2 separate regions of the Mus musculus genome follow, and region 1 is linked to region 2. A link is a loop called in an ENCODE intact Hi-C map of the cell type or tissue named here. Cell type or tissue: left cerebral cortex. All regions are shown on one strand.

What was found. A loop is a pair of places that touch in the nucleus more often than their neighbours do. Peaks named below come from ENCODE experiments on the same cell type or tissue, not always from the same donor. Only the 100,000 strongest peaks of a DNase experiment are listed, where the experiment ranks them.
Region 1: a loop joins it to region 2, with 2.4 times the contacts of the local background. A loop is called at or near these places in 11 of 42 quality-filtered maps.

The regions. Positions count from the first base shown.
Region 1 is chr19:3,681,735-3,689,734 of GRCm38, forward strand. It overlaps Lrp5 (low density lipoprotein receptor-related protein 5), which reads right to left and starts at 4,830. Exons shown (of 23, transcript NM_008513.3): 1 at 4,621-4,830. The coding sequence starts at 4,708. Gm36672 (a long non-coding RNA gene) reads left to right here and starts at 4,816. Exons shown (of 4, transcript XR_388279.4): 1 at 4,816-5,005; 2 at 6,921-7,076; 3 at 7,167-7,246. Gm36608 (predicted gene, 36608) reads right to left here. Exons shown (of 3, transcript NR_167751.1): 3 at 7,950-8,000. In left cerebral cortex, a CTCF peak has its summit at 4,946; DNase peaks (open chromatin) are centred at 4,854, 6,213 and 6,239; H3K4me3 peaks cover 1,806 bases; H3K27ac peaks cover 1,441 bases.
Region 2 is chr19:3,620,739-3,628,738 of GRCm38, forward strand. Lrp5 (low density lipoprotein receptor-related protein 5) reads right to left here. Exons shown (of 23, transcript NM_008513.3): 7 at 7,535-7,706; 8 at 1,772-1,988. Among named protein-coding and RNA genes, the nearest start is that of n-TAagc9, 48 kb to the left of the region's middle. In left cerebral cortex, a CTCF peak has its summit at 3,391 (motif pointing right); a DNase peak (open chromatin) is centred at 3,181.

The sequences.
Region 1 (8,000 bases), 61 kb after region 2:
AGACTGGCTGGAGGCCAGCACAGTCTGTCCAGCTTGTCCCCATTGCCTGTCACACTTCTGAACCTCCTGCCACAGTCCCGTTCCCGTCCCCGTCCCCGTCCCCCCCCCCAGCCCCCCTGCAGCTCATTTGCTGAAAGCCACAGACAACCAGGACAAGTCAACCAGTGAACAAACAGATAAACTCTGGTCTATCTGCATAGCAGATATCACTCAGCCATAAAAAGGGGGATGGACTGCCACATGCTACAAAGATGTCAGACAGAATACATATGAAATCCAGCCAGGTACAAGCTGGCTAATGCTAACTACCCAGGAGGCTGAGGCAGGGGGAATCACTTGAGCCCAGGAGTTCAAGGCCAGCCTAGGCAACACAGAAAGATACCATCACTCCTACCACCCTCCAAAAGTGCCCAGAACAGGCAGATCCCAGACACAAAACAAAAACTGTAGTAAAGAGATGGGAAACCACTGTTCAATAAAAATGGGGTTTGCTTTGGAACAATGAAAAGGTTTTATAATAATGACTGTAATCCACATAAGTCCAGTGCCTGGGCCCGGCATGCTTGGGAGAGCTGTTAACTCCTAGGTGTAAGCTCCAACCCCAACATTTGTAAGATTTGCTTTTATTTCATGTGTATGCACAGTTTACCTATTTATGTGCCACAGAGGGGTGATGGGGTGATGGATCACCTGGGACTGAAGCTACAAATGGTTGTGAGCTGCCACGTGCATGCTGGGAACTGAACCCTGGTCCTCTAATAAGACCAGGTTAAGTGTTTTTAACCACTAAGCCATCTCTCCAGGACCTTTAATCCCAATTTTTAATTTTTATTTCTTGGTTGATGGGAGAGGGCTGACCTTGAGCTGGGGCCCCTCCGGCCTCCACCTCGTGAATCTTAGATGACAGTGAACCCAGCTGCTGCTCCCATAGTTTCTGCTCTGGCGGAGGACCTGAGTGTGGTCCCAGCATGTACCTGGGCACCTCACAATGGCTTGTACTTCTAGTTCCAGGGGATCGATGCCCTCTTCTGAACCCCAGTGGTAAACTGCACTCACACACGTGCACACATAACTTAAAATACAAACAAGTCTTTTAAAAAAAAAAATCAGTTCCAGAGCCAAGTATGGTGGCACACATCTTTAATCCCAGTGCTCGAGAGGCAGAGGCAGAGGCAGGAAGATCTTTGTGAGTAGTTCAAGGTCACCCTAGTCTACACATCTAGTTTCAAGCCGAACACAGTTACTGTCAACTCTGTTCTCAAATTTTAAAAAAGTAACCAATAGTAGTAGTAATAAAAGTAATAATAATAATAACCCCAGCTCCACACTGTTCACCTCAGACTCCCTGACTGACTCCAGGTTGCGTGTCCTCCCGTCCTTGTTCAATCTCCCCAGAGGCTTCCTAGCCTCTAGGTCACACAGCACAAGCTGACCTCTCACAGTAGACTGGAACCTCTCTGGTCTATGTGCCCAGGATTCATTTCGCCCATAGCCCCTGTCCCCAACATGCCCATCCCCATGACACCAGGCACAGAGACTGTCTGTATGCCACACTGTCCTTAGAAAGCCTAACCTGGCACCAGTCACCAGAAAAACGGGTACATAATGGCAGCCATGACTCCATTAAGAAGTCACTAAATTAGTGGCAGAAAGGATTTTCATGACCATGTTGCTAAGGGGAGAAGCAAGATGGAGTCATCTGCCTACCTCCCCACATTAAGTGGCAAGGCTGGCACTCGGCTGTGGGCCCCAGGGCCCTGCCCATGTGGCATTATTTCCCCATCCTCATCTGTGGCTGCAGAGGTAAAGCCATCAGCCACTTGGTAGCCAAGATCACAACACAGAAGAAAAGCCCAGACCTGAGAAGACAGCTCAGCTGGGAAAGTGTGTGCTATCAAGCGGGACACACACCCAGTACTCAGGTAAAGAGCCAGTCACAGAGGTTTATCAATCAGTGAGACCCAAGTTCCAGTGAGAGACCTTGTCTCAAAGAACAAGGTAGATGGTTCTTGAGAAGCACTTCCCCGGGTTGACCTTTAATTTCCATATGCACATGACGACTCCTGAGGAAAACCACTGAAGGCTGACCTCTGACCTTTACATGCACAGGCATGCACACATATGAACATACAAAAAGGAAAAAAAAAAAACCCAAACCATGTAACAACAGCTCCAGAATTCCCAGGCCAGATCAAAGGCCATGACACACAACTGTCCTCAAAGCTCTGCCACCACTACCCCAGACCTGGGCTGCATGTACCAAATGCTTCCCACCGAACGATATAAGAGAAGAGAGGACTCAGCACAGAGAGGCTATGTAAGCCTCCCAAAGACAAACAGCAACTGGACATGAAAACCCTATAGAGCTGGGTGGTGGTAGCCCATGCCTTTAATCCATCACTCAGGAAGCACAGGCAGGTGGATCTTTGTGTTGGAGGCCAGCCTGGTCTACAAAGGGAGTTCCAAGACAACTAGAGCTACACAGAGAAACTATGCCTCAAAAACAAAACAAAACACCTTGGTCAGATGATCACCTCCTGCTCCAACCCTGGGGCACCCACTTGCAAAGCAGGTGACAGAGTCCTCACCTGGCTGTACCCCACCCCCACACCCCTGTGCAAATTCTGCTAGATGCCTGAGTAATGACACTGTGTAGTCAAAATAAAAAGGGTTCCAACTATGTTGGGGCCAGGAGGTGGCTTTCCCCAGAGAAGCTTAGGACAAACAGGTTGCCTGGGTAATTTCTTGCACAGAGGGGACTCTGCTCAGCATTTAACCCAATATAACCCAACATGTGCTGGCTGGGCCCTCCCAGGGGTAGACAGCCCACAACTGCAGGAACCTCCTCCAGGGGGCCAGACAGGCTAGGCTGGTCCAGGGACAAGTGAGTGCTTTAGGCGGTGAGAAGGAAAGCCTAGGGCTTCCAGAATGGGGAATTCAGGGACCACTAGAACAAAGGCTTTTCTGTGGGCTCACAGCTTCAATTTGCAACAGGAAGCAATCAGGAAAAATAATTAGCTGCCCACTCACTCCCTTCTCTCCAGACTCCCAAAGCAAGAATCTCAGACAGACATTTGGGGGTCGCACAGCCAAAAACACTCAAATAAGAGCTTCAGGAAGATTCTTCTCTTTGCTTCCATTTTAGGCCTGGACTACCCCATCAGCTGGTACTCCTGGGGCCTGGCTTCCTAATGTTAAAATAATCGACTCTATTTTTGCCGCACACACCACCAAACTATAAAGATGTTCAATTTGGGATACCAGATGACAGGCTAGGGGATCCCAGAGTAATGTCAATCCTACCTAGGACAGGAAAGTCGGCTTACAAACCCCACCTTTAAAACAAATAGCTGCCCCATACCCCTTCTGCAGTCACGACCCAGGCATTTCCGGGAAGAGTAGAACTGGCCTGGACTTCCCACAGCCTGTCACAGTTTTGTCTTCGCCTTGTTTTGCTAACACCAGAGATGGCCTGAAAATGTAAACATGATCCCGAGGGAGACAAATTTAGGGGGAGACTCCCCAAGAGCCCTCTGGCTGAGCTTGAGAGCTCCAAGACTGGATGAAGCCAGCTCCCCTCGACCCCTCCCCCCAAACATAGGTGGAAGAGACTGCAGCCCAGGGAATCTGAGCACAGAGCCAGGCCCAGCCACCTCCCTCAAGTGTCTACCCTGGAAATACACAGGGGGACAGCTGTTCGCCTTAATAAGGCCCAGACAAAGGGACCTGAGGTTGTCCCCTACCCCGCCCCAAACTGCCATCACCACCACCCGGGAGTTCAAGAGTATCTGCCGGACCCTTGGACAGCCACACTCCAGAAAAACAAAACACAAACACCCGAAAACAATGATTTAGGTGGCAAGAGCCTTGCTTTAAAAACCACATGGCAATCTCCGAATTAAAAGAACATGTGTAGCGTTTCCAACTGCTTCGTTTCTCGAGAGTCCTCCTGACCTCAGCTCCACCCCTCAGGACACACCAAAAAAAAGTTAGAAAGTTCCCGAGCGGGCCACTTCCCTAAAGGTGGGTCCAACTGAGGCAGAACCATACCTCCCCACACCAAGGCACCCACGCAACCGATCTCGGGGCTGGGCACTGGTCAGCGGGGCTGGGTGCCTGGCCACCGCTTGGGGGCCCGAGCGGTCAGATGGGTCACTGGGGTCACGGGGACACCTGGCAGGTGTCAGTCGGTTTGGAAGGCTGACAGCCCACGCAGGTCAAAGCGACAGCAGCCCAGGGCCAGGCCGCCCCGCGCAGGGCTCTCCGAACTTCCTAGCTAGCAACTTCTGGCACTTCCCAGGGCTCGGTAGGCCGGCCGCCGCAAGCAGGCTCGCGAAAAGTTTTCCCAGTAGTTCGCGATAGGCCAGGCCTGTCCCGGGCCATCGCGATGCCCGTGGGCGCACTCCTGAGCGCGCCCGGCGTCCCGAGCCTTGGGCAGGTGAGGGCCCGCCCGCGCCGCACCTGGCGGGCTCGGTCCCCAGGGAGGGGCCCCGGCGGGAGAGACAAAGGGCCCGCGCGAGGTCCCCCGGCGCGTGGTCCCCCGGAGCGCGCTCCAACTCGTCCGCAACTTGCAAAGTGGCTGCTTGCGGCCCCGGCCATTGTCCCCCGCGCCCACCTTACCCGCGGCGGGGACCAAGCTGCAGTACAGCACCAGCAGCAGCAGCGGCGGCGGCGGCGGCGGAGGGGCCCGGGTCGGCGCCGTTTCCATGTCGTCCGGCGGCCGGGAGCGCCGCGCGCTCACTCGGGCTCCATGGCGCGCGCGGCGGCGGTGGATCCTCGCGGCTCCCGGCGCCTCTTGCTCCCGCCTCGGGCGCCGCGGCCCAAGACGACGCGGGAGGAGGGAGCGGAAGCCGAGCCGGTCTCCGCCCCCCGCGCCGCCCGCGCCCCCCGCCAAGCCGCGCCCTCCTGCGGGCGCCCGGGAGCCGGGCAGGCGGGTCTCTCCGGGCCCGCGACAGGAGAGGCCGGGCAAGCAGGTGGGTCACCTGCCAAGTCTCTGTACTGACAGGTGAGGAAACTGAGGCACGTGGAAGCATGACCCACACAGTCAGGAGGCCTCAGGGCTGGAAGCCAAAGGTCTCCGAAGCCAGCTTTGGGCTCTTTCACCACAACTGTAGCCACCTGGCCCAGAGACATACCGCCCCACTTGGGATGCACGCGGGAACAGGCGCAAAAGCGGATACTGCTGGAGGAACTGGGGGCTTTTACTTTTAGATTTACTTTTTGTTGTATGTGTATGAGTGTTTGCACGCATGTATGTGCACCACATGCGGGAAGGAAACCAGAATAGGGTGTGGGGGTCCCCTGGGACTGGAGTTAGAGGTGTGAGCCACCAGGTGACTGCAGGGAACCAAACCCAGGTCTCTAAAAGAGCAGTAAGTGCTTCTAACTGCTGAGCCTTCTCTCTCCGGCAGTGCTTTCTAGAACCTCACACCTTGGGCAGGCAGGTGTAGGTGAAATCATTTCATGTCCTTAGAAAGTAAGCTAATGGCAGTGTCCACCTTGCAAGGTAGAGAGGAAGGACAGAAGCTGAGGTGGTCAGGAGGGTGCCTCTGCCCTCCTGTGGTTTATGCTAGGAAGAGACAAAAATAAGAGCCCAAACAAAGGAGTGAGTAGCCGGGAAAGTGACATGGCGCTCAAGTGTGTATGACTTTACTTATAAGTCTGACATGGTGTCCAGCCTCGGGAGATTGAGGCAGGAGGCTTGCCATGAGTTTGAGGCCAGCCTGGGCTACCTGCGAGACCCTGTTTAAAAAGAGTTGATAGAGCCCTTGGTTCCCTAGTGTGCACAGCTCTCCCAGCGCTGCATAAACCGGACCTGATAAACAGAAGGAGCAAAAGGCAGGTCAAGGCTGGCCAGCAAGATGGCTCCCGTTGACCTAAGTTCAACCCTAGGATCGCAGAAGAAAAGAGAACTGACTCCCCAAACTTGTCTTCTAATAGGAAAACATGAAGACCAGGGACCAGCTAGTAGGGGGAGGGGACCCACACCAGGGTTCCAAGGGTCAGGGCAGAGATTTCAATGCGGAAGCAGGCCAGTGGTTCAGGAAGAGCAGTCTCCTGGGGTGGCTGTATCCAGTCTCTGACCGGAAGAGGAGTCAGGAGGTCTCAGGGGCAGTCAGGGGACTGGGGACTAGAGCAGCTAGTGTCCTTGCTGGTTCCTTCTCACCCAAGCCCAACCCCCATCCCCCCTCCACCTTCAACACAGAGCCAAGAGCACAACCCCCTTCTCTAGCCCCACTCTCACCCATCCCCCAAGGCCTTCCTCTTTCAGCCTTGATTTTTCTGAGGCCTCCTCTCCCTGCAGCCAGGGAGCTTGTTAAATAAGCCAGACCTCACCACTCCTCCCACCGGTCAGAGAGGAAGCTGAAGCCTTGGGCTCACACGGCCTGGCCTAGCCACACCTCCGTTACTTCTCAACTCCATCTTATGGGCTGCAACTGTAATGGCCCCTTGCAGAGATGGGCACTGTCTTGCCTGGGGGAGGGCCTCATTGCTGGGACTCTTATCCCACTTAGTTCTTGAAAACCATACTGCCTCTCCACTCTCTAAGCCGCCCTAGCTGACAGTTCCTATCACCTAGCAGGGTGTATGTTTGCTTTCTTTTCCTTCCATTACAGCAGAAATGCCAAGATTTGTCTGTTTTGTTTTCTGTGTCTAGGCCAGGACCCAGCACATAGTAGGTGCCCAATTAAAAAAAAAAAAAAAATTAGGCGGGGCATGGTGGCTCACGCCTTTAATCCCAGCACTCAGGAGGCAAAGGCAGGCAGATTTCTGAGTTCGAGGCCAGCCTGGTCTACAAAGTGAGTTCCAGGACAGCCAGGGCTACACAGAGAAGCCCTGTCTCCAAAAACAAAAACAAAAACAAAAAAAAATTTGTTAAATGAGCAACAGAAGTAAAGATCTGATTTTCTTTCATTAAGGAAGCACCCTGAGTGCTGGACAGGGCTGAGACTGTGAAAAGGGAAGAAATGCTGGCCCACGTGGGAAGAGGTGGTACAGAGGGAGAGCCTTAATACCAGACAGGATGGGAAACGGCACCTTCACCTCACCCTGGGCTGAGCTGCTCTAAACCTTGGGTCAGTCTCCATCCTACCTCCAAGCCCAAGCGCCAGACTGCAGACTCCCTCGGAGCTGACCTTCCTTCCATTCCATCTTGTACTCTACAGCACCAGCAGAATCCCCTGGAGTTCACAGCCTCTGTCCCACCGCGTGCTTCAGGCTCCCAAGGACCAGCCTGTCCTCTCTGGTGAGCACTAGCCCTGCACAGAAGTCACATTAAGCCCAAGCCTGGGCACCCACACACTTGCCCTATTTTCTTTTTTTTTTTTTTTTTAAAGATTTATTTATTATTATATGTAAGTACACTGTAGCTGTCCTCAGACACACCAGAAGAGGGAGTCAGATCTTGTTACAGATGGTTGTGAGCCACCATGTGGTTGCTGGGATTTGAACCCTGGACCTTCGGAAGAGCAGTCGGGTGCTCTTACCCACTGAGCCATCTCACCAGCCCCTTGCCCTATTTTCTGTCCATTGTTTCTGACCCACAGACTGCAAGTCTCTAGGAACAGCACGAGGATGGCAGGTCTCTAGGATGTCAGCAGAGGCATCTGAGGTGCAGGTGGGGAGCCCTAGATGGGGAGGCTAGCTATAGAGAACAGAAGGGGAACACTGGGGTGCTTCATAGTTCATAGCTGCGTTCCAAATTTGAAAATGGCATACCAGTGAGATGGCTCAGATGGTGGGTACTTGCCACCAGGCCTGATGGATGACCTGTAGTAGGGGAAGAAGACTGATCCACACAGGTTGTCCTCTGACTGCCATATGGATACCACTGCATCAGCACACACTGTTGTGGGACAAAATATTTCCTGGAGAGATACAACACACATCTACTCAACCCAGACAGGGAGCCCACAACAGACCAAGGCACAGATACCACCAAAGTCCAACTTGGTAAGCCATGAGTTTTATTGGGGTTACTTGGAAGAATATGGGTGAGG
Region 2 (8,000 bases):
AGCAACCTATAAAATGCAGGTGTGCCATGGCCAGCCAATGACATCTGTCTTTGATTAGAGCACTCAGAAGGTATCAGTCATTTTTTTCTGAGCCAGCCTGTTATCTTACTCTGCTTCCAAACTACAGCCTTAGCAACTTATGTTAAGAATTTAAACTACAAAAGGAGTGTTCTTCTCCTTATCGATAACAAACGGGGTGAAGGGGCAGCTTCTCAAGTTGACTTGGCAGCCCGGGCAGGATTGCTTCCCAATAGACGCAGGTGGACCTGGCCTTCGGTGCCCGCACGTGCCAGCTGCATTTTCACAGGTGGCTGGTGAAATGAAGCCTGTCAGCCCTGCAGGTTGCCATGTGGCCTACCACAGTGACAGGACATACAAGCTGGTCACCCATGCTGCCTCCCTGATGGGTCTTTGTTCAGCTGTCTCTCTTCTTCTGCCAGGCACCCCCTGCCTGATCCTGCAGATACAAGCTCAACCACCTGCCTCCTACTGCTAAAGCCGGGCAGCTCGGTCGCATTTACTGTGTGTGGTTGTGTGTGGTATGTATGAGCGTATGTGCTTGTGCCTGTGTGTATGCACATGTGTATGTGAGTGTGCGGTATGAGTGTATACACATGTGTACTTGTGTGTCCCCATGTGAATGCAATATGTATGGGTGTATGCGTGATATATGTGGATGTACATGTGCCTGCATGTGTGCCTGCTTGTGTGCCTACATGTGTGTACGTGTGACATGCTTACACACATAAATGCACATGCCATAGCACACATGTGAAGGTAAAAGGACAACTTTTAGGTATTGGTGCCTTCTGCCACCATGTGGGACCTGAGCATTGAACTCAGGGTATCAGGCTTGGCGGCAAGCACCTCCACTCACTGAGCCATCTCACCAGCCCATAGATTTGGTTCCTTTTTTGTCTTCTTTTGTTTTCTTGTTTTATTATTATGTGTGTGTGTGTCACATGTGTGCAAATGCTGAAGAAAGTCAGAAGAGAACATCGGATGCCTCTGGAGCTGAAGTTACAGTTGGTTGGGTTGGGAACAGAGCCTGGGTCTTCCAGGAGACCAGGAGGCACTGTGAGCTCCTGAGCCACTCTCCAGGCTGAGGCAGCTCTCTAAACACCACACCTACCTGCTGACTATAAGAGTGGCCCAAACCACTGAGGGCTATTCCTGCATTTATTTACTAGACAAAGGCTACCTGAGACGTGTAAGCATGGCCCAGGTGTGGCACCAAGCATGGGAGTGGCAGACTGGAACAGAGCCCATCCTTCGTCAAACGGTCCTTGGTCCCCACCATACAGACCCACGTTTGGAGTCCTCAGAAAGTACACTCTTTTACCATCCTGCCTGTCAGGTAAAAGGTGTGTATTTGAGAATCACAGCCAGGCTCGATGACAAAAGCAAGGCAGATGCACTGAGTCCCAGGTTTCCACTTGTTCCTCAAATGGCCTTGTCCCTCCATCCCCAGTGTTCATGAGGACACTAGCATTAGCATACAGCTGGCCTCAGGCACTGAAGCTCTTACCAAGGCCTGGCATTCAGCAAGAAGTGACACATCAGCCACAGTTATTCCCAACACAGCTAATCCGTGACCACTCCCTTCTCTCTTCCTGGCCACCCCTACTCTCACCTATCCAGTCACCATTTCCTGTCTTGTCCATCCTTAGAGTGAAACACCCTTCTGGACACCAAGCCCACGTCTGATCCTGTCACCTTTCCTGGGGCCAACTGGCCAAGTGGAGCCATGGCTCAGAGCTCCAAGACTCACCGACAACCTTGGCCACATTCACAGCTTTGAGTCCCATCAGGTCGGGGAGTTGATCAATGATGACATCCCGGCTGGCCTTGACCTTGTGGACCCTTTCAATACTGCGTCTCTGCCAGTCGGTCCAGTAGATGAAGTCCCCCAGCAGTGTGAACCCAAAAATATGTGGGAGCTTGTCCTCAAGCAGGGTCTTCCGCTTTGTCCCATCTATGTTGATCACCTGTGTGAGGGCAAAAACGGGAGTCTGGATAGGCAGGGGCTGTACCAACCAAGAACCAACCTGGGGCCTGCCTCAGGCTCAAGTTGCCCCAGAGGCTCCTCTTTATCAGCACCTAACCAAGTGCCACAAGAGGCCAGCTATTACCAGACAAGTGACACTTCCCATGTCCTACAGCCTCTGTAGTCTGGTGTGCACACTGAACAGGCCAAGAGTCCTCTCTCCCTGACTGCTGATGAGGCATGAGTGGGGGCCTGGACTACTTACAGGGCGAGCTCTATGGGAAGGCTTCCTGGGATCTATTAGCAACGTCTGCTTAGGCCCTGGGTAGGCATACAGCACAGTTTCAAAGGGCCAGGCCAAACCACAATCTGGGCAGGTTTGTCCCTTCTGGGCACCTCTAGTGATAAATCAAACCCCACGGACCGGCGGTCCTTTCCTTCCTTGTCCATGCTGGCACAGAAGAGCCAAGTCTTCTTCTAGAAAAGACTATGCCGATTAAAACAAACATTTAGGCTGGGGTGTGGCTCAGCTGGCACAGTGCACACCTGGCATGATCCCACACACCAGAAGCTAGGCTTGGTAGAGCACGCAGATGATCCTAGCACTCAGGAGGTGGAAGGAAGGTCAGGGTCGTTCCCAGCTACATGACGATGTCAAGACCATCATGAGCCCCAGGACTCTCCTTTTGTTGGGGTGTTCTTCTTGTTGTTGTTAGTTTTTTTTTTTTTTTTTTTAATTATTTTATGTATGAGTGCTCTATCTGCATGTACACCTGTGTGCCAGAAGAGGGCATCAGATGCCACCATGTGTTTGCTGGGAATTGAACTCAGACCCTATAGAAGAGCAGCCAGTGCTCTTAAGCACTAAACCACCTCTCCAGCCCCCTGTTGTTGTTGTTTTTTAAAGCCACAGGATGAGTGGGACTCTGGTGACCCACGAAGATCAGCAGTGGCAATGGTGACATCCCAGGCACAGAGAAAAGGATGAGGAAACACACCAGGTAATTACAGACAAAGCTTGGCTGGCCTCCTGAGCAAGGCTGTACTTCTTGCTCATCAGGAGAACAGACAGCAAAAACTACAAGGCAGGCCTAGCACTGAATACTGTACTGCTACAGTTCACAGCAAGAGGTGAAGAGCAGCAGGTAAGACAGTGTAGTTCCGCCGCCTACTGCCAGGGGTCGCCCCCACTCTATCCCATGATCTTTTATTGAATGTCCTTGAATGAGTCTTTGCAGCCCATGGGCCTCAGTCTCCTGCATCGGAAAGACCAAACTAAAGACCAAAGCTGGGCTCCAATCTATAGCCATTCAGAGTTGGAGACCATCAGAGCTGCTGAGAACTAGGTAGGGGCAGGTGCTCCGGGAGGTGTGAAGGGTCTTGGCTGGAGGCTGCAGCTAGGGCTGAGCTAGGTGCCTCAATGGTGTTAAGTGACCAACAGAGGGCAGTAACAAATAGCCTCAGTTCACACAGCCCAGAGTCCATTCTTTTGTTTTGTTTTTTGTTTTGTTTTTCAAGACAGGGTTTCTCTGTGTAACCTTGACTGTGCTGGAACTCACTCTGTAGACGAGGCTGGCCTTGAACTCAGAAATCTGCCTGCCTCTGCCTCCCTAGTGCATCTGACAACCACTTCCCTGCTAGAGTTCATCCTTATGTTCCCATTACAAGACACACAGGTGGTGCACAGGCCACCAGCTATGGGTAAACCGTCTGGGGGAATGGTTGACCCCAGCACAACCCATTAGCACAGGGAGCTCCCCCTCCTGGGGGAGAAAGACTCAGGAAGAGCAGGTGAGGGAGGAGATGGACAAGCAGGGCTCTGGGTTACCTAGTGACTAATTCCACAATACAAGCCAAACTGGGACTGGGATAAAATAAGCCCCACCCGAGGAAAGACACTGCTCCAGGGTTAACCGGCCAGCAGTCAGATCCCTGCACCCTCTCCTCTGCCCCACCTCCCTGTGAGTGAGTGCATGTGCCACAGTTTGAGTATGGAAGTCAGAGGAGAATCAGGAATCAGCCCTCACCTTCCATCATGTGGGTTCCAAGGCTCTGAACATAATTATCACAGGCTTGGTCACAAGCAACTTCACCTGCTGAGCCATCTTGCCTTGCCCCTGTTGTGTTCTTTTTTTTTTTTCTTCCTTCCTTCCTTATCTTTCCTGAGATAGGATCTCATATAGCCCAAGCTGGCTTCCAGTTCACCATTTCTGCTCCTCCTGCCTCTGCCTGCTAACACTGGGATCACAGGTGTGCACCACCATGTTTAGCTCATGCACGACAGACAGGCATCCTATCACCCGAGCTACATCCCTAGTCCTATTGATCAAACTAAACTTTGCAAGCATGGTAAAGTGAGCTGCAGTAGGAACACACTTTACTTGGATCCATTCTAGAACAGTGAAAGAAGCCCACAGAGAAACTGGGGAAAACGGGTGGCGGATACCTGGTGGCCACGCCTTGGCTCCCACTCCTGAGCTGCCCTGAAGCAAAATGAGAAGAGGCCAGAGCTTTCTCGGCCAGGTCCAGCCACACCCAGGGTGAGGACAAGATTGGATCTGGGCTAGCACAGTGGCAGAGCTTCCCAGGGGGAACGCCTCTGTGTGACTAAGGGACCACACCTCATGTCATCCTTTAGTAAGGATCACAGGTCCTCTTAGACCCGGAAGAAATGAGAGTAAGCAGTTCTTACCTGCTCTAACATGTGGGAATAGAAATTACAGAAATGTCCTATGGTGGCTGTGTGTGTTGTACATGCTAAGGGCCATACTCGAGCACTAGGAAGTTACATCCCCAGCTCCTCTTTTTAGCATCATGACTAGTTGCTACACATCTGCACAATTAGCTCAGGTGGTCTCTGGTCTTCCCTAGACCCTTGAGCCTAAGGAGGGGCTGTCATTCAAGTTTCCCATGGGACCAATTCTGCAGCTGCCACCTTCCCTGGGGTCACACACTTCCATGAATTCCCAAACCAGGCAGGATTGGGCTGGGGGGGGGGGGGGATTCAGAGAACATCCCATTCTGACCCAAAGGAGGGCACAGATCCAAGCAGAGTTCAGGAAACTCCAGACCCAGAGATGCTGGGGCCAAGAGAAGATCCCAGAGATAGGTTTTCTAGGATGGGGAGCAGACTGCATGGGACAGAAAGCATGGCCAGCTTGGTGGCTGTCACAGTGGCTGGTCTCAAGAGGAGAGGCAGGTGGGCAGAGTTCAGCAACTAGAGATTCTACTTGGATTGGTGCAGAGAGAAGGAAAACACCTAATGTGAACCTATGGCTTACACGGGGGGGGGGGGGGGGGGACGACAGCAAGCAGAGAATTCAGACTCTCAAAGGCTTCTGACAGGATCATGAACTACGGCATCCACTGTGAAGAGTTTATTGGTCCCTGGTAAAGTAAATCATACTTTAAATGCCACCTAAATTGCAATCCCTCTACCAGACATACACTCAAGGGAAGGAAGAAACTGTATTCAGACAAAAAATGTGTGCATGAATAGACAGGAATCTCATTCCTGACAGATGGACAAGAGCAAAGGACTGAGGAGACACTGCAAGGCGTGTCCCATACAGTCACGTGACTGGCTACAGAAGAGGAGAAAGTGTGCACGGGGCAGCACAGAGCCTGAATATGTTCCCAACAAAGCCGGACATAAAAGGTGCATCGAGAAGTCTAGTTATAGGAAGTATACCCAGAAAACCAGTCACAGAGACAGAAAGGTGAAGAGTGTCCCCAGAGGCTGGGGACCAGAAGCATGGGCAGTGGCTATGACTGGACCTACTAAAGGCCACTCTGCTGGGAGCACAGAGCAACAGCTACATGGTCCAGCATCTCTGGGTGCCGGGTATCCCTGTCAGGCTCCCACTGGCAGCTAGGGTACCAAAGCCTCCTTAGCTGTCTGGAGGAAGAGACTGGCTTCGGCTTACTGGTTCAGGAGACAGGCATTTTCAAGTTCATGAGCAACAAGATGGTTTCCTTTTTTCAAAACAGAGACTATCACTAGGGAAGCCCATGATAAACAAGGCAGCTCCCGCTGTCCCCAAGAGAAGGACAGCAGCCAATTCTGACCCTCAGCTCACCTCCCCAGTACTGAGGACGCCTGTTCCCCAGGAAAACAGTTTCAGACGCAGTCTCTTCTCTTGGAAGCCACCCATATCAGGCCACTCCAGAACCATAAAGAGTGTCCTCAATGGTGGTCTCAACAAATCGTGGCAGCCACAAACAAGGAGCAAGAAGTTATCAGAAAAAGCGGGAAGATGTCCACCCCAAGGAGAGTAAAGAAGTACTCATGATGCTGACAGGGTCACCAGGCACTGAGGTTCCATCAGAAGTACCCGAGGGGCTCTGCTGAAGACACACAGGCACTGACGAACAAGGCGCTGCTCAGGGAACCTGGACTGTCAGCCCCACCACCAGCTGCTGTGGTACAAGGCTGCCACACTCATCGTACAGCCATGGCTGCAACAGATCTACTTCCTAAGCGGCATGGAGGATACCCGAGGACCCGGTAGTTTCTGGTGTTTTGTTCCGAGACAGGGTCCTACTATGTAGCCCAAAAAGACCTAGGATTCACCATGTAACTCAGCTGATCTCAAATTTATACCAATCCTCCTGCCTCCTGCTTTAAAGCCAGCACGGACCTCCCCGAGGCCTCTCAGTCTGTGGGAATGAAACATTAGAAACCATTTTTTAAGAGATTGCATATTTAATTTGATTTTTAAACTTTTAAAATTTTTTCTTTGTGTGTGTGTGTGTGTGTATGTATGTATGTATGTATGTATGGGAGAGACAGACAGACAGACATGCATGTGCAGCACAGCTCATGTGTAGAGGCTAAAACAAAGTCATAGGAGTTGATCCTGCTTCCAGCATGTGGGTTCCAAGAATAGAACTCCCAGCAGCCACATTCCCCCACTGAACAATTCCCATAAACCATTTTGTTTTTCTTTTTAAGATCGGGCTCAGTGTTCTGGCTAGCCTGGAACTTACTATTTAGACCAGGCTGGCCTTAATCTCACAAAAGATCTGTCTGTCTGCCTCTTCTTTCCATGTGCTAGAATTAAAGACATGTGTGTAATCATACCCCTTTTGCTTGTTTTGGGGGAGCGGTTGTTGGTTGTTTTGGTTTTTGTTTCTTGTTTTCTGAGACAATATCCTAATATCCTAGGTGATCAGATTCACTTTGCAGTCAAGGACCCCAGACTCCAATCCTCCTGCCTCCACCTCCACCTCCTAAGTGCTCAGATTATAGGCATGTGCTACCCCACGTGTGTGGTGCTAGGTAAGCACTCTACCAAACAAGTCATAGGCCCAACCCCTCACAATTTCCTCCAGGACTCTCTTTGGCCATTACAGCAGGGCACAGCCACTCAGTGATACCCACAGCAAACATGGGATGGGGTGAAGGGCATCCAGGCCTGGCCTCTGCATGAAACTCTGGGCTTCAGAGCAACACTAAAGAATCTGGTTCCATGATGCCACTTTCCAGGGTGGCTTCTTACAAGTGTGCATGCCTCCATGCACATCTGTGCCTGGGGCCTCACTCACCTCGATTTTATCAGTTTTGGCATCCCCCCAGTACAGCTTGCCCTCCTGCAGGTCCAGGGCCAGTCCGTTGGGCCACCCAAGGGAGGTGTTCACCAGGACATGCCGATCTCTCCCATCTAGGTTGGCGCATTCGATTTTGGGGTTCTCCCCCCAGTCTGTCCAGTACATGAGGCTAGAGAAAAAGCAAACGGTCATGATAGTGTCTGTTCTGCCCTTGCTAGGCCCCAACTCTGAGGGACACACCTACCCTAGCCTGTTAGCCTACAGCTCAATAGGAACACCAGAGCACCCCCACAGCACAGGACAACACAGGGCTGCCAGGGGGCGGCAGGCTCAGCTCCCACCCCGTAGGAAAATTCTGAAAGTGACCCTGTAGATCATCTGGGGCACCCTTGTCCCTGACCTGTTTGCTAGAGTCCAGAACAGCGGGAGGAGGGCGGCAGGGAGCCTTCTAGAAACAGAAGCA